Regions from separate parts of the Homo sapiens genome. Here region 1 is linked to region 2. A link is an interaction called in ENCODE POLR2A ChIA-PET data of the cell type or tissue named here. Cell type or tissue: CD4-positive, alpha-beta T cell. All regions are shown on one strand. Links, peaks and the distances in the headings refer to the core of each region. The heading gives the core; the rest is flanking DNA. Region 1 has its middle 240 kb from the start of SP3. Region 2 holds the start of LOC105373746 (a long non-coding RNA gene).

Region 1 (9,482 bases), core at 671-8,670, 330 kb after region 2:
TACTCTGCAGTATTATTACGGTGAAAGATTGGAAGCAGCGAAGGAGCGGTTAAACAAACTCTGATGTCACAGGCTATGCAGGAGTATTAGCCACACAGCAGTTAAAAGGAATGCAATAGGCCTGTATGTACTGCCATTGAAAGACTTCCAAGACAGATTTTTAAACAAATAAGGAAAGTTGAAGAAAAATGTGTATGACATGACACTATTCATGTAAAAGATATAACCATATAATTATATATTTATGGATACATATATCTTTTAAATACACTTAAAAATGTCCAGAAAGGTATATGCCAGAAATTATAGTGGTTAACCTCCAGGGACAGGAATGAAATTAGGGCAGTGGTGATGGTGATGGTGGGGTGGGATTGGTAGTCAAGAACGCCATTGTATTTTCTGGCATTATTATGTATTATTTGGCATAAGCACAACATAATTTGTAACAAAAGCAAAAACAGACTAATGGGTTTGAATTTAACTAAAAAGATTCTGCATAGCAAAGGAAACAACAGATTGAAAAGACAATCTATTGAATGGGAGAAAATATTTGCAGAACATATAACTGATAAGAAGTTAATATCCAAAATATATAAGCAACTCAAACAATTCAATTGCAAAAAAAACCAAATAACCTAACTAAAAAATGGACAAAGGATCTGAATAAACATTTTTCCAAAGAAGACATACAAATAGCCAACAGGTATGTTAAAAGGTGCTCAACATCACTAATCACATCTTGGCCATTTGTCCTTGATGGAGAGAACTCTTGTCAGTTTGGGACTTCCTTTAATACCTGCAGCAAAGTGGCATGAAATGGCTTTGGAAGTGGCAACTTCCCTACTTTGGGAGCAAACTCATGGAATACTTCCTCCCGCAGGCACCTCGACAAGAAAAATTATGTCTTGGAATGTTCTTGGAATAAGCAAATGTTTGAGAAATATTCCATGATGCACACTTGCATCATTTCAACTTATTTACCAATTTGTAAGGCTTGCACAACTCTAAGGGAGATGAACAACAATGAACAATGCCCCCTGATGCTGTGCAAATTGGAGGCCCCTCTGTGCCTTGATAACAGGGTCTTAAAGCATGACTTTGGTTAGATCAATTACACTTTTTAACTCTGCCTTGGTTTCCTTCTCTTATTCTTTCTTCTTCATTCTTTTTTGTTTGTTTGTTTTCTTATAAACACTTGATTGGGATATTGTTTAGTCATGTTTTCTTCTAGTATTTTGGCATTTAGGATACTCAAAGGGTAATACTATAGATAACGTGCAGCCTTCAGTATTTCATATGGTGTCATGGCAGAATCGAGCTGGAAGATTGAGGTGAATCGGACTCTACCTTCTCCATTTATTAGGTAGTGTTTCGACAGTGGGGAGAAATACAGGCTTTGGAGTCACCTGCTTGAGTTTTGATCTCAGCTCACCTGTTTGCCAACTTGTGTGACCCTGAGCAAATTCCTTTACTCCCTCTAACTTGGCTTTTAGCAGTCTGTGGCTCTGCATTTAAAAAATCCTCAAGTATTCCCTGGTGAGGAAGGGGCATTCAGTTCATTTCCTGGCATTCCCCAATTTTCTGGGCTCTCCCTAGTAATTTTGGTTGTGGTCAGAGGGCATTTTCTTTACCCATTTTTACCCAGATTGTCCCCCAGAGAGATTCCATTTGCCCTGTCCTCAAACTCTGCTCCTCTTTCTCCTGCTGCTTCTGGTCCTAAGGTCCTGTAAGGAAATGCTGTAACCATGGCCAGGGCAGAGTTCCTTTCGGTGGGGCCTGAACTCAGAATGGAACCAGGTCTCCTGGACTTTCTGTTAATACTTCTTTGCTACAGCACGTACCGGCTGTGTATAAATTTGCCAGATTCTGAGCTTACCTGGACACACTACATTACATGCTCCTGGGCAATGGAAGCGCAGATGTTTTGTTCCATCTTTATGATAAAATGCAGGTTTCCTTTGGAAAGAGTGCTAATTAACGAATTCTTGCTGATTAAATTAAGGGACCAAGAAACACCTGTATGGATGGGTTTCTGAACCTAAACATCAAGCTGTTTGTTGTGATTTGGTCATGTGTTCATTTAGTGGTATCCTGATCTCTGATTTTTTAAAATATCAGACCAATAATGCACATTTTTAGGCCAGTAAAATTTCTAATTAAAAAATGAGGGCTAAATATTATTTTGAGTGATTATGAAAATAACATATGTCAATGTAATTGGAAATACAGAAATTATAAAGAAAAAAATGAAACTTGCCCAGCTTGTCATGTGGAGATAACCACTGTTAACATGTTGGTGATTATCCTTTTACATTTGCACTTGTAGGGCCAGGCACGGTGGCCCACGCCTGTAATCCCAGCACTTCGGGAGGCTGAGATGGGCAGATCACTTGAGGTTGGGAATTTCAGACCAGCCTGGCCAACATGGCAAAACCCCACTTCTACAGAAAATACCAAAATTAGCCAGGTGTGGTGGCGAGCACCTGTAATCCAAGCTACTTGGCAGCCTGAGGCAGGAGAATCACTTGAACCTGGGAGGTGGAGGTTGCAGTGACCTGGATTGAGCCATTGCACTCCAGCCTGGGCGACACAGGGTGAGAGCTTTAAAAAAAAAAAATGCACCTAAAAAACAATATGTACATATATGGTGGGATCATAATGAAGATGCCGTTTTATAACAAGTTTTTCACAACATAATGTCATAATTTCTCATGTCGAATTCTTTTTTTTTTTTTTTTTTTTGAGACAGGGTCTCACTCTGTTGCCCAAGCTGGAGTGCAGTGGCACAATCACTGCTCACTGCAGCTTTGACCTCCTGGGCTCAAGCAATCCTCTCACCTTACTCTCCCTAGTAGGTGGGACTACAGGTGCACACAACCATACCTGGCTAATTTTTGTTTTTTGTTTTTTGTTGTTTTTTTTTTTTTGAGACGGAGTCTTGCTCTGTCGCCCAGGCTGGAGTGCAGTGGCGTGATCTTGGCTCACTGCAAGCTCCCCTCCTGGGTTCACGCCATTCTCCTGCCTCAGCCTCCCTAGTAGCTGGGACTAGAGGCGCCTGCCACCATGCCTGGCTAATTTTTGTATTTTTAGTGGAGACGGGTTTCACCGTGTTAGCCAGGATGGTCTCGATCTCCTGACCTCATGATCTGCCCGCCTCAGCCTCCCAAAGTGCTGAGATTACAGACATGAGCCACCATGCCTGGCCTAATTTTTTTTTTTTTTTGTAGAGACGGGTCTTGCTATGTTGTCTAGGCTGATCTTGAACTCCTGGGCTTAAGCAATCCTCCTGCCCTGACCTCCCAAAGTGCTAGGATTACAGGCGTGAGCCATGATACCCGGCTGCAGTGATAATTCTTTTACAGTATGATATTTAAAGGCTGTATAGAATTCATCTTTTGGATATAAACTAATTTACTTAACCTCTGATTTCTGGACATTTAGATTATTTAAGATAATGAGCCTTGTCATAATGAACATCTCTGTGTTTAACTCAGACATTTTCCTTAAGAAAAAAATCAAGGAAGTGGAATGAATGGGTAAAATTGTACAAATATATTTAAGATTTTAAAACATATGATCAAATTACCCCCACTCCACACACACAGACGCAAAGGTAAATTCTGTTACTAGCAGTATAGACAGCACATATTTCCTTTGCCAAGAGTGATATTATCATTAAAATTTTTTCAACAACAAAAAAGTTATTCTAATTTGTAATTATTTTTTATTTCCAGGGAGATGATGAATGTTTTCACATTTATTATTCAGGTGTGTTTCTTCTTTTGTGAGGTGCCTTTATTCTTTCCTGATTTCTTTTTTTCTATTGAAGTGTAGAAGACTGATTTGTGCTTTTTAAAATTGATTTGTAGACCTTTTTATTTTATTTTAATTATAATATATTTCAAGTATACCAAAAATAACTTAACAATGGTGGAAATGATTATGTTGTTATGTGTGCTTCAGCTGTTTTTCTAAAAGCACATCAAATATTTAACATAATGTTAAAACTTTGCTCATGCTAGTCTCCTTTCTTTCTTCTCAAAGCAACCACTCTCTAGAAGTTGACATATACATTTCCCATGGGTGTTCGAATGCTTTTTTTTGCTTTTTTTTTTTTCCAAGACAGAGTCTGCAACTATCTGATCTTTGACAAACCTGACAAAAACAAGCAATGGGGAAAGGATTCCCTATTTAATAAATGGTGCTGGGAAAACTGGCTAGCCATATGTAGAAAGCTGAAACTGGATCCCTTCCTTACACCTTATACAAAAATCAATTCAAGATGGATTAAAGACTTACATGTTAGATCTAAAAACATAAGAACCCTAGAAGAAAACCTAGGCATTACCATTCAGGTCATAGGCATGGGCATGGACTTCATGTCTAAAACACCAAAAGCAATGGCAACAAAAGCCAAAATTGACAAATGGGATCTAATTAAACTAAAGAGCTTCTGCACAGCAAAAGAAACCACCATCAGATTGAACAGGGAACCTACAGAATGGGAGAAAATTTTTGCAACCTACTCACCTGACAAAGGGCTAATATCCAGAATCTACAATGAACTCAAACAAATTTACAAGAAAAAAACAAACAACCCCATCAAAAAGTGGGTGAAGGATGTGAAAAGACACTTCTCAAAAGAAGACATTTATGCAGCCAAAAAACACATGAAAAAATGCTCACCATCACTGGCCATCAGAGAAATGCAAATCAAAACCACTATGAGATACCATCTCAGACCAGTTAGAATGGCGATCATTAAAAAGTCAAGAAACAACAGGTGCTGGAGAGGATGTGGAGAAATAGGAACACTTTTACACTGTTGGTGGGACTGTAAACTAGTTCAACCATTGTGGAAGTCGGTGTGGCGATTCCTCAGGGATCTAGAACTAGAAATACCATTTGACCCAGCCATCCCATTACTGGGTATATACCCAAAGGATTATAAATCGTGCTGCTATAAAGACACATGCACACGTATGTTTATTGCAGCACTGTTCACAATAGCAAAGACTTGGAACCAACCCAAATGTCCAACAATGATAGACTGGATTAAGAAAATGTGGCACATATACACCATGGAATACTATGCAGTCATAAAAAATGATGAGTTCATGTCCTTTGTAGGGACATGGGTGAAGCTGGAAACCATCATTCTCAGCAAACTACTGCAAGGACAAAAAACCAAACACCACATGTTCTCACTCATAGGTGGGAACTGAACAATGAGAACACATGGACACAGGAAGGGGAACATCACACACCGGGGACTGTTGTGGGGTGGGGGGAGGGGGGAGGGATAGCATTAGGAGATATACCTGATGCTAAATGACGAGTTAATGGGTGCAGCACACCAACATGGCACATGTATACATATGTAACAAACCTGCACGTTGTGCACATGTACCCCAAAACTTAAAGTATAATAAAAAAAAAATCAGGATCAGAAAAAAAAAAAAGACAGTGTGTGGCTCTGTCACCCAGTCTGGAGTGCAGTAGTACGACCTTGGCTCACTGCAGCCTCCGCCTCCTGGGTTCAAGTGATTCTCCTGCCTCAGCCTCCCAAGTAGCTGGGATTACAGGCATGCGCCACCATGCCTAGGTAATTTTTATATTTTTAGTAGAGACAGGGTTTCACCATGTTGGCCAGGCTGGTCTCAAACTCCTGGCCTCAAGTGACCGGCCTGCCTCCGCCTCCCAAAGTGCTGGGATTATGGGCATGAGTCACCACTCCTGGCTGAATGCTTTTTTTCTACATTTGTATGTGCCCTATAACAAAATGGAAGATTTTTTAAAATTTACATAAATGATATAATATTTACATATTAATTTGCATCCTGCTTTTTCAACTCAACATTATCTTTTGAGGTACCTATGTTGATACATATATGTCTAGTTCATTCATTTTAACTGTTGTATTCCATTCTATAGATGTATCAGATTATTTATCTCATTCCCTTATTGGCAGATATTTACTATTTTGTCGCTATCTCCTTGAGTAAAGTGCTAAAATTAGAGTACATATTTAGAAGTGGAATTGTTGGGTCACAGAATATGCATAGTATCTTAGTCTGTTTGGGCTGCTATAACAATCTACCATAGCCTGGGTGGCTTATAAACAACAGAAATTCATTTCTTGTAATTCTGGAGTTTGGAAGCCTGAGATCAGAGTGTCAGCACAGTTTGGTTCTGGTAATGGCCTGCTTCCTGGTTCATAGACAGCCATCTTCTCCATGTGTCCTCATATGGTGGAAGGGGAGAGGGAACTCTCTGGGGTCTCTTTATAAGGGCATTCATCCCATGAGGGCAGAGACCTCTTGACTTAATCATCTCCCAAAGGCCCCACCTTCTGATACCTTCACATTGGGGATTAGGGTTCAACATATGAATTTTGGGGGGACACATACATACATTCAGTCTATAGCACATGTCCTCCCTTCTATCCAGATTGTCAAATTATTATTTAAAGTAGTGCTTTATTTTACATTCCCATCATTTGGGAGATCTTTATACATTAAAATAATAAATGCTTAATGTGCCATTTGTGTACAGAACTTTAAATGTAATTAAATCTGTTAATTTTTTCATTTGAAATTTCTTTTTTTTTCTTTGACATAAATTTTATTTATTTTTAATGGACAGATAATGATGTATGTCTGCTTTTTATTCTGTTTTCTTGGCTGGTTTGTCTCTTCTTGTACCAACGTCTCACTGTTTTAATTATTGTTTTTAAATCGGCTTTAATATTTGGCAGATAAAAATTCTACTTGTCACCCTTATTTTTAAAGAAGTTTTGATTGTAGTCACTAATAATTTCTTATACATAACTTTTAAAATTACATCGTCAAATTCTTCTAAAACATTCCGCTGAATTTTCAAAAAAGTAACTTTGTATTGATTAATTTAATTGATTTCGGCAGAGTGAACACAACAATGTAACCACCCCATATCAAGAAATAGAGCATTATCAGCACCCTAGAAGCCAAAGCCACCTGCCTTTTCCTCTTGCTGCCTAAAGGTAACCACTACTCTTTTATCACCCTAGATTAGCTAAGCCTGTTTTTTTTTTCCTTTTATTTATTTATTTTTTAAATTTTATTTAAGGTTCAGAGGTGCATGTGCAGGTTTGTTATATAGGTAAACTCATGTCATGGGGGTTTGGTGTACAGATCATTTCATCATGTAGATACTAAGCATAGTGCCTGATAGGCAGGTTTTTCTCAGGTTTTCTGATCCTCTTCCTCTTCCCACCCTCCAACCTCAAGCAGGTCCCAGTGTCTGTTGTTCTCCTCTTTGTGTCCACATATTCTCATTGTTTAGCTCCCACTTACAAGGGAGAACATGTGGTATTTGGTTTTCTGTTCCTGCTTTAGTTTCCATAGGATAAAAGCCTCCAGCTCCATCCATGTTGCTGCAAAGGACATGATCTCATTCTTTTTTATGGCTACACAATATTCCATGGTGTATCTGTACCATATTTTCTTTACCCAGTCTATCATTGATGGGCATTTAGATTGATTCCATGTCTTTTCTACTGTGAATAAGGCTGCAGTGAACACATGCATGCATGTGTCTTTATGGTAGAATGATTTATGTTCCTTTGGTATACCCAATAATGGGATTTCTGGGTTGAATGGTAATTCTGTTTTTAGTTCTTTGAGGAATTATCACATTGCTTTCCACAGCAGCTGAACTAATTTGCACTCCCACCAGCAGTGTATAAGCATTCCCTTTTCCCTGCAACCTCACCAGCATCTGTTATTTTTTGACTTTTTAATAATAGCCTTGCTGACTGATGTGAGATGGTTTCTCAATGTAGCTTTGATTTGCATTTCTCTAATGATCAGCGATGTTGAGCATTTTTTCATAAGCTTGTTAGCTATATGTATGTCTTCTTTTGAGAAGTGTCTGTTCATGTCCTTTGCTCACGTTTTAATGGGATCGTTTGTCTTTTGCTTGTAAATTTGTTTAAGTTCCTTATGGATTCTGGATACTGAACCTTTGTCAGATGCATAGTTTGTAAATCTTTCCTCTTATTCTGTAGGTTGTCTGTTTACTCTGTTGATGGTTTCTTTCGCTGTGCAGAAGCTCTTTAATTAGATCCCATTTGTCAATTTTTGCTTTTGTTGCCATTGCTTTTAGTGTCTTTGTCATGAAATCTTTGCTCGTTCCTATGTCCAGAATGGTATTTCCTAGGTTATCTTTATCTTCAAGGGTTTTCTTTAAAAAATATTTTTAAGTTTTACATTTAAGTCTTTAATCCATCTTGAGTTGATTTTTGTATATGGTGTAAGGAGAGGGTTCCATTTCAATATTTTGCATATGGTTAGCCAGTTATCTCAGCACCATTTATTGAATGAGGAGTCCTTTCCTCATTGCTAGTTTTTGTCAGCTTTGCTGAAGATCAGATGGTTGTAGGCGTGTGGCCTTAATTCTGGTCTCTCTATTCTGTTCCATTGTACTGCTACTATGCTATTTTGTTTACCATAGCCCTGTAGTATAGTTTGAAGTAGAGTAACGTGATGCCTCCAACTTTGTTCTTTTTGCTAAGGATTGCCTTGGCTATTTGGTCTCTTTCTTGGTTCCATATCAATTTTAAAATAGTTTTTTCTATTTCTGTGAAGATTGTCATTCTTCTTAGTAGTTTGGCAGGAGTAGCACTGAATTTGTAGATTGCTTTGGGCAGTATGGCCATTTTAATGATATTGATTCTTCTTATCCATGAGCATGGAATGTTTTTCCATTTGTTTGTGTCATCTCTGATTTCTTTGAGCAGTGTTTTGTAATTCCCATTGTAGAGATCTTCCACCTCCCTGGTTAGCTGTATTACTGAGTATTTTATTCTTTTTGTGGCAATTGTGAATGGAATTGCATTCTTTATTTGGCTTTTGGCTTGGATGTTGTTGGTGTATGAGCTTAGCCTTTTTTTGAACTTTATATATGAATGTAATCTTATTGTATGTACTCCTTTGTATGCGACTTGTTTTGCTCAACCTTTTGTTTGTGAGATTCATCCCTGCTGTTGTAGCAGTAGTTGTTCATTTTCATTGTGGCATAGTACCCCACTATATAAATATATCACCATATATTTATTCATTGCATTGTTGTTGAACACTTTTGGCTATCATGAATAAAGCTGCTATAAATATTGTACATAAGACTCTGATCCTCATATGTACTTCTGTTGGACATGTATCTAGTGAAAGGATTGCTGTTTCATGAGGCAGGCATATTTTCAGCTTCAATAAATACTGCTGGTTTTCTAAAGTGGTTGTGACAATTTACACACCCACCAGAGATGTATGAGCATTCCAATAGCTCCTTGACAATACTAGGTTTTGTGAGCTCTTTTCCTTTTAGCCTCATGGTTGTTCAATGATATAGCATTCTGGTTTTAACTTGCATTCCCATGATGACTATTGAGGTTGGGTAATTTTTCATATGCTTATTAGCCATTTGGATAACCTCTTTGGAAAGTA
Region 2 (9,482 bases), core at 848-8,847:
ATTGGAAGCTCAGAGGAAAGTTTGAGGAAGCAGGTATATAAATTTAGAATCATTACTATATGGATATTACTTAAAACCTGAGGGCCAGAATAGCTCACCTTAGACAGGTGAGAACAGAAAGAGGAGAAGGCCCAGAAATGAGCCTGATGCAAAAGGTCTCTGGAAAGAGGAGGGGCCAGCAAATCGCAGCAAAAAAACTGCCGAGGCCGGGCGCGGTGGCCCATGCCTGTAATCCCAGCACTTTGGGAGGCTGAGGCAGGCAGATCACTTGAGGCCAGGAGTTCAAGACCAGCCTGGCCAACATGGTGAAACCCCATTTCTACTAAAAGTACAAAAATTAGCCAGGCGTGCTGGTGCACAGCTGTAATCCCAGCTACTCAGGAGGCTGAGGTGGGAGGATCCCTTGAACTCAAGAGGCAGAGGTTGCAGTGAGCAGAAATGGTGCCACTGCACTGCAGCCTGGGCAACAGAGCGAGATCTTGTCTAAAAAAAAAAAAAAAAGAAGAAGAAGAAGAAGAAGCCAATGAGAGAGGAGCAAACCCAGAGAGGCTAGTGTCAGAGCAGCTGGGAGACAGAAACGGTTTCAAGAAGACAGCAAATGTTGCTGAGCAGTTGAAAAAAATGAAGATGAAAGATGTTCTGCTTGAGGGTGGGGCACGGTGGCTCACGCCTATAATCCCAGCACTTTGGGAGGCTGAGGCGGGCGGATCACCTGAGGTCAGGAGTTTGAGACCAGACTGGCCAACATGGTGAAACACCATCTCCACTAAAAATACAAAAATGAGCCAGGTGAGGTGGCAGGCGCCTGTAGTCCCAGCTACTCGGGAGGCTGAGGCAGGAGAATGGCGTGAAGCCGGGAGGCGGAGCTTGCAGTGAGCCGAGATCACGCCACCGCACTCCAGCCTGGGCGACAGAGCAAGACTCCATCTCAACAAAAAAAAAAAGAAAAAGAAAACAAGAAAAAAAAAATCCAGCACGTTGAGAGGCCAAGATGGGAGTATCACTTGAGGCCAGGAGTTCAAGATCAGCCTGGGTAACATTGCAAGACTGTCTCTATCAAAAAATAAAAACTAAAAATTAGCTGGATGTGATGATTGTGCCACTGCTTTTCAGCCCGAGTGACAGAGCAAGACTCTGACTCTAAAAAAAAAAAAAAAAAAAAAAAAAAAAGGTGCTGCTGGACAAGTTCTGTTTAATTTGAAAGCAAGTTCAGATTACTCTTTTGAGAAGTTTTGCCAGAAAGGGGACAAGAGAAATGGAAATGGGGGAGATGGGAAGCAAAGAGGTTTTTTTGTTGGTTGGTTGGTTGGTTGGTTGGTTGGTTGGTTGGCTGGCTGTAGATTTTTTAGCAACGGAGCGTGCCGGGGCATGTCTGGATGTTGAGGGGAATGTTCCCGAGAGGAGGAGAGCTGGAGGCTGATGAAGCAAGAGGGAGAGGGGTGACGAAAGAGACCCAGTCCTTAAGAAGCTACAGGGGATGAGAACTGGAGCATAGGTGGAGGGACTGACAGTTGGTAGAAGCAGGAATGCTTCCAGTAAATAGGAGGGAAGGCAGGGCTAGATGTGTAGCTTCCATTTTCTCAATGAAATTGGAGTGAACGCCATCAGCAGAGTGGGTGTGGAAGGCGTGGGTGTGAAGGGAAAGGAGAAATTTTGACACAGCCCTCTTCAACGTGCCCTGTTGTTTTTTGTTTTTTGAACCTAGATTCCAAGAGCTAACACAGAACCCTGCAGGGCCCCCCGTTCATGAACGCTTTAGTTACTGGATTGTGTTGCTTTCACAGGGTGACAACATTTTATCAACCTGGGCGGTCTACAGCGCTTCCCAGTGGGGGTCAGTCCTAGGAGAACCAGGCCCTCTGACTCCTCTATGCCTGTTCTTTACTTTGCTCCAGGGAATAAAAAATACGAGGGTTTCAGTGTTCTCTCATTAGGCTCTGCCTTTTATCTTCCCATTTTTGTGATAAGATTCCTCAGTTCTTGCTCTCAAGAGGCCCGCCAAATCTGAGCAGTCTCTATTTGGGGCAACTACACTTCTTCGAGAAAGTTCCATCCCTTTCGTAGAATAGAGCAGTCCTGGCTGCTGATATCAATGATATAAATGGGACAGCGGCTGCGGAGAGTGACGTGTTTGGTTCCCGGCCTCTCACTGCAATCCTTTGAAATCCCATGGAAGTGCAGGCAACAGACCACCCCTTGAACTTTTGAGGCTCTTGTCTGAGTGGATTAACTAACCCTGTTTACTAATCTCTCTCTTCTCCCCCTGAGGATCCTTGTCTTTAGAATTCAGTGTTCTTTTTGCTTCAAACAAAGCCTCCAGTTTGCTGCTCTTCTGATCACAGCATGAGAGCAAGCTGATTTGCTTTGGTCAAATGTTGTGTGTAAGTGATTTCAGCCATTTGGCTTATTGTATTTGCGTCATTTTGGGGTGAATTCCAAGGACCTTGGGACATCATTACTTTAAACTTGAAAATAGATTTAATGAAGAACTGTATTTCTAGGGAAGAGACTTGGTCAAGTTTTATTTCCAAGGAAGGAGCCTATTCTGTGACTTAACTCCTACAAAGCCACGTAGGATATCTGGTTTGACTGAGGGCTTTATCCAATTTCACAATATAGCAAATGGAAGATGTATTTCCTTATTATGCACTCATTGAATAGTAATGATGAACTCAGGCATTGGGACCAGGGTCCCACCTTTCACCTGTTAATGCCTCCAGACATCACAAACACTATTGATTGTTTAACCATCGCCGTCTCACAAACCCACCACACCCCCCTTTTCCTTGCCAACAAAATCTCATTTTGCTCCATAGACAGCGAGTGTGCTCAGCTTCAGAAAATGAATCATTATGGCTCTAAATTCATCATGATATCCCACTTCTCCTTTGCCAGTGATAGGGCTAGGCAGGTGAGCCAGCTCTGGCCTGGAAAGTATGAGGGTCTGGGGAGCAGGCTTGGCAAAGCTTTGCCAGGGAAATTTTTCCTCCCTGATACAAAAAGGGAGACAAGAAAAGCTATCCATTTTGTCTCTTTTTTTTAATGTTTTGAGACAAGGTCTTGCTCTGTTGCCCTGGCTGGAGTGCAGGGGTTGCTCACTGCAACTTTTGCCTCCTGGGCTCAAGGGATCCACCCGCCTCAGCCTCCCAAAGTGCTGGGATTACAGGCGTGAGCCACGGTGCCTGGCCAAGCTATCCATTCACCCTCCTCCTCCTGCGAGGGCTTGGGGTGAATTCCAGGGCCCGCTGGACATCATTCCTTTTTTTTTATTTGAAAATAGATTTGATGAAGGACTGTATTTGGAGCTATGGAAAGGAAAACCGAGAGGCAGAGAAGCAGCCCCTAGACTGTTAGCCAATCCGGGTTGGAGCAGCCGCCCACAGACGTCATCTTTTGTGTAAGAATTAAATGCCCTCATGATTTCAGTCACTTGTAGTTGAATATTCTGTAACTTGTGGCTAAAAGCCTCCAGATACATCTGAGTTCACAGAACTTGCTATGCTCAAGAGCATATATAACTAACACCTTCATCCTGGCTTAGCAAAAACAATTCCCCATCCCCCACTTGGCTGTAAAGCTATGGTTCCTTACTAGCTTGTTAAGTACTGTTAAATACCGAAGAGTATTACAAAAGCAAAGTGTTTTCTAGAACTAGATTCTTCTGGTTTTCTAGTGCAGTTTGGCTAAGTGGGATATTAAAAATAAAATAATGTTTTAATAACTCATCTATAGAGAAGAGAATGTCAGTATTTCTAAACAACCATCTTATTTTATTAAAAAAATTTTTTAGAGACAAAGTCATGGTCTGTCACCCAGGCTGGAGTACAGTAGTACAATCATGGCTCACTGCAGCCTCAAACTCTTGGTCTCAAGTGATCCTACTGCATCAGCCTCCCAAGTAGCTAGGACTACAGGCGCATACCACCACCATGCCCAACTATTTTTTTATTTTTTTGTAGAGATGGGGGTCTTGCTATGTTACCCAGGCCGGTCTCAAACTCCTGACCTCAAGTGATCCTCCCACCTCGACCTCCCAAAAGTGCTAGGATTATAGGCATCAGCCACTATGCCCAGCCTAAATAGCTATTTTAAGGTTTTCTTCTTTAAAATGTTTTTTAAACTTTCTGGTTCAGAATTTGAGTTCTTAACTGGATCAAACTTTGAGAATTATTGGAAACCCACCATAAACAGTTACTCTTGCCTGAGGCAGTAACTTTTTTTTCTGTAAAAGCTCACCTGTATTATTAAAACCCAAAATATTCCTCATCCTTTATGGCTTGGCCTTTGTTAACCTTATTCGTCTATCACTTCAGCACTTTACCCATATTTATCACTGGAGGCTTAAATTTGTTGATATTTTTTCACACTTTTTGTCCTTTCCAGTTCCTTCATATCTTTACACCTTGTGTCCCTGAAAATGTGGGAATATGGCCAGACCTCATCGTGGGGACTGCTAAGTCAGTTTCACAGATGACAACAATGTGGAGAGTTACAGAATCAACTGATTTATCAGGTTTTCTGTTTTCATATCTTTTCCTGAGAGTACAATTAAGGCATTTATATTAAAATCAGTTCCTGAAATCCCCTGATAGTAACAAGCAAAAACAATAATAAAATAGCACTTACTCAGAGCCTAAAGTAAACCATGCAACAAGCCCAAATGAAAGAAGCATAACTTTTTTTTTTCATTCTGGGTTTTAGCTTCTAAGGTGATCCAGGCAGATTTAGTTATTGGCAGTGGATACAGGTTATTTGCTTAACTAAATGAATTAGGGGCAGGGTGTGGGGAAGAAGGAGGAGAAAGGAGGGTGATAAAAGAACACTGAACAAGTTAGGACGGAACTTTTACAGTGCAGATATGCAGGCTGATGAGCATTTCTGAAAGTAGCTTAACATATTTTCAGATTCCACATCAAGTACTGATTGCATTAAGCAAGATGAATAATTTATCTCCTTCATCACTAGAGCAAAAACTGATAGTGTAAAATTTATTATATTTTTTTTTTTTTTTGAGACAGGGTCTTGCTGTGTCACCCAGGCTGAAGTGCAGTGGCCCCCATCACAGCTCACCTCCTGGGCTCAAGCGATCCTCCTGTGTCAGCCTTCTGAGTAGCTGGGACTACTGGCGCATGCCACCATGCCTGAGTAATTTTCGTATTTTTGGTAGAGATGGGGTTTTGCCATGTGTCCCAGTCTGGTCTCAAACTCCTGGGCTCAAGCAAACTGTCTTCCCCTGTCTCCCACAGTGCTGGGATTACAGGCATGAGTCACTGCACCCAGACTGTTCATTAGATTTAACAAGTATGCATGAGCCCAGGCCTGCACCAGGCAGTAAGGACTATTGACCTACTGAAACCCAGGCCTGTAGATCAGAGATTTAAAAGTTGTTTCAATTTTACTGGAGATTCTAATTCAGGGAGGGGATTGAGTGATGACATGGAGAGGCCATGTCATTGGAAGAAGAATTTATGAGTTGTATTTGCCAAGGGATGAGGGCACATCATGCATGCAGGGCCACATGGGGAAGCACCAGGTTAGGTCAGGAAGGAGAAGTGGTGAGAAGAAAGCCCAGGCCACAGCGTTTATTGCGGTTGCCTTGGGAAAAACAAGGCGGGGCAGGAGAAACAGTGTAGGATTGGCTATTTCAAATAATTTGGGCAGGCTCTGGGCTATAGGAGTGGTCTGTAGTTGTCTGGTACCTGGCCCTGGGTGATTTCGGGCAGAGGAAATACTGGCTGGTGTGTAAGAGTGAGATAAGGAAGTGTTTGGGAGTATGGACTCAAATGATTGGTTAGAGGGTTTGTAATATGATTTTTGTGCATCTGGGAAACCTGGATTGCAGAGGAAATAGAAATAATCATGGCCATTAATTTGGCCTTGTGACTAATGAATACCAAACAGACAAATACAGAATCTAAGAAAACACAAAACAAAAGTCCACATGATCAGAGCGTCTCAGTGAAGATGAATCATCTTACATAAACACACAGCTTAGAAACTGGCCCATGCACCAGGCAGCACGTGGAAAAACAATTAGCCACATGGCTATTCCATGTCTTCATTCTAACAATGTGTAGTGAAGCATTTGGTCTTGCCCAGAGGGTGATCTGGCCTTTGCCCTCAGCTTCTGGGATTAACCTCAGTCATAACTTATAAGAGTATCTTGGTTTAGGGGATGAGATAACCACACTGGATCCTGGGGTACATACTGGCCATGCCAGAAAGACCCAGCAGTGTGATTTAGGGTGAGAATTTGGGTCATGTAGTGTCAGCTGACTTTCAGAATGAGATCAGCCATGTGGGCAATCAATAAACCCATCAGGCCTACAGAATGAAGCTCCAATAAAAACTCTGGACACTGAAATTTGCTTGTACCTCTTTGGTTGACAGTACTCAAGGTGTATCCTCACACACAGATGCCAGGAAGGTAATGTGTTCTAACTCCACAGGAGAGGACAATGGAAGCTTCATGTTTGATAAGCCTCCCAGACTGCCCTGTGTGTCTCTTTCTTTGGCTAATTCTAATCTGTATCTTTTCTCTATAATAAATCAAAACCATGAGTATAATAGCTTTCAATAAATTCAGCGGGTCCTCCTAGTGAATTATCCAATCTGAGAGTAGTTTGGGGGAATCCCCCAAAGTTGAGGTCAGTGTCCAAAATGAAAGCAGGGTTAGGAATTGTGACCTCAGCCTTTGCAGTTTGGCTGACTCTGGGCTTTATTTTTTAAAAATAAAACCAAAAAGAAAGATATTAGGTAAAAAATGGAGGGTTCTCCTCCCTTCCCTGGCTTTCTCCAGAGGATTTCTCTGTTAACTGTTTCCTTCTGGTTTATCTTTCCAGACATTTTCTGTATAAATATAAACATGTATGCACAGTCTCTTTTTAAATCATAAATGAGATTGTGCTCCATAGCTTTCCCTGAAACTTCCTTTTATCACTTCCATGTCATGAGTATTTTTTGTGTCAGCACATCTGGACCTATTCCTGAGCTTTTTGATGGCTGAGTGATATTTGTTTGTAAGGCTGAACTCTCCTAAGACAGGAACCAAGTCTAAGGGATCTTGAGAGATCACGTGACTTCATGTGCATAGAGCTCCTAGAAGAATGCTGGCACAGAATAAGCAGGCACCACGTGTTTGTTCTCATTTATTTGTTTATGTAGCCAGCCCTCTCTTGTGTACATTGAGATTTCTAATTTTCCCATTATTCCCAAAAGGCTGCAGTGAATATGCTTGAGCTTCTACATATACTTTCACATTTAGGATAAATTCCTGGGAATGGAATTGCTGGATCAAAGGGTATGCATTGCTGGGTGGTGTCAAATTGCTGTCTGAAACGGTTGTACCATGGCCGGGCACAGTGGCTTATGCCTGTAATCCCAGCACTTTGGGAGGCCAATACAGGCAGATCACTCGGGGTCAGGAGTTAGAGATCAGCCTGGCCAACATGGCAAAATCCCATCTCTACTAAAAATACAGAAATTAGTTGGGCATGGTTGTGCGCACCTGTAGTCCCAACTACTTGCGAAGCTGAGGCAGGAGAATTGCTTGAACCTGGGAGGCAGAGGTTGCAATGAGCCAAGATCATGCCACTGCACTCCAGCCTGGGAGCCAGAGGGAGATTCTGTCTTAAAAAAATAAATACATACATACATAAATACATAAATACATAAATCAAAACAAAATAAAATAAAATAAAATAAAATGGTTGTACCAGTTAACGTTCCCACCTCACCCCATGGTGTGCTCGATTCCCAGACCCCCAACTACTGAGCATTATCAACCTTTTTAGTCTTTACCAATCCAATCGATTTTTAACATTTCAATCTCCTTGTGGTTTAGTTTGCATTTCTTTACTGGTGAAGTTGGCTATCTGTTTTATATATTTGTTCATTTACTTTATTGAACTTTTTTTTTCAGGCTGCTTGTTCGTGTACTTTAATATTCTATTTGGTTTACACAGATTTCCCCATTCCATTGGAAACTGATATCTTGAGCGAGATTCAGGCAACATGAAAAGGTACCGGGATGCTTTCCCAGCCATCATTTCCATGCCATCGTGACTTCCACTATGTTTTAAATTTCCTTAAGGAAACAAAGCAAAGCAAAATGAAAAACAGTGAAGACTGGAAAGAGGGATTAATTTTCTCTGGTTGGTTGAGGAGCTTTTATTTGTTTGTTTCCTCCTCTCATCTAAATAGATATCCTTTATTTTACCTTTATTTTAGGAGTCTCTCCATTGCTCCAGTGTGGAAACCAACCCACCAGGAACTGAGTTATTTTATTCTTTAATTTAAATCAATCTGACAAATAAATATCCTTTAATTTCTCAACCCAGCATAGATGATGGTATGTAACAGACTGGTAAACCACTTTTGTGTTTTGGTAAATTTTTTGCACTTTTATAAGGCTGAATTTCCTTACCAAAAGTAGTTTGTTTGACTTACATGTTGTTTTAAAGATATATCTATTTTTTTATTTTTAGGGTTTTTTTTTTTCAGAGATGGGGTCTTGCTGTGTTGCCTAGTTGGGGTCTTGCTGTGTTGGCTAGTCTCCAGCTCCTGTGCTCAAGCAATCTTCCCACCTCAGTCTCCTGAGTAGCTGGGACTATAGGTGTGTGCCACTGTGCCCAGCTAAAGATGTATTCTTGATTTTCAAGTGCATTTCACATTTTGCAAAGAATATTTGCATAAACTCCTCAAGAATTTGGTTTCTTCAAAAAGGAAATGGCCGGGCACGGTGGCTTATGCCTGTAATTCCAGCATTTTGGGAGGCCAAGGCGGGCGGATCAGGAGGTCAGGAGTTTGAGACTAGCCTGACCAACATGGTGAAACCCTGTCTCTACTAAAAATACAAAAAAAAAATTGCCAGGCATGGTGGTTTGCACCTGTCGTCCCAGCTGCTAGGGAGGCTGAGGTGGGAGGATCACTTGAGCCCGGGAGCAGAGGCTGCAGTGAGCCAAGATCATGCCACTGCACTCCAGCCTAGGTAACAGAGCAAGACCGTCTCAAAAAAATAAACAAAAAACAAAAATGGAGAGAACCCAAGATGTGGTCCTGCCTTTCTTCGAACCTCCTTTTCTTCTAATATTGACCTCCTAATTGGGGGTCCTTGTTTGTCAACTGTACAGCCTCCTTCTTTCCTCCTCTCATTTCTCAGAACTTGTGACAGTTGGTATATGGTTCATACATACTGGTTTATTTCACAGTTTTACATATTCAGATCCATCTTTTCTCCCCTGTGAAGTTATAAAGCTCTTATAGATTAGGTGCTGTATTAGTTATACAGTGCTGCATAACAAGTCACCCCAGATTTACATCTTCAAACAACAATAACATTTATGACCTAGCAGTTTTTGCAAGCCAGAAGTCGGTGGAAGCAGCTCATCTGTGCACAGCAATCCAAGGGCCGGGCTGGAGCTGCAGACAGTACTCCCGAGGTAGCTCACTCTCGTGACCGCAAAACTGGAGCTACTCAGTTT

The links. ChIA-PET counts read pairs that join two places held together with the same protein. Peaks named below come from ENCODE experiments on the same cell type or tissue, not always from the same donor. Only the 100,000 strongest peaks of a DNase experiment are listed, where the experiment ranks them.
Region 1: POLR2A ChIA-PET joins it to region 2 with 11 read pairs; 2 of 35 experiments call an interaction of 5 or more read pairs at or near these places.

What each region holds. Positions count from the first base shown.
Region 1 is chr2:173,725,448-173,734,929 of GRCh38, reverse strand. No RefSeq gene overlaps it. Among named protein-coding and RNA genes, the nearest start is that of SP3, 240 kb to the left of the region's middle. In CD4-positive, alpha-beta T cell, for the core only: no CTCF peak of the experiment used is centred there; no DNase peak of the experiment used is centred there; H3K27me3 peaks cover 297 bases.
Region 2 is chr2:174,055,833-174,065,314 of GRCh38, reverse strand. It overlaps LOC105373746 (a long non-coding RNA gene), which reads left to right and starts at 2,684. Exons shown (of 3, transcript XR_923589.3): 1 at 2,684-2,911; 2 at 3,281-3,397; 3 at 4,384-4,565. RefSeq lists an enhancer at 1,801-2,420. In CD4-positive, alpha-beta T cell, for the core only: no CTCF peak of the experiment used is centred there; a DNase peak (open chromatin) is centred at 5,554.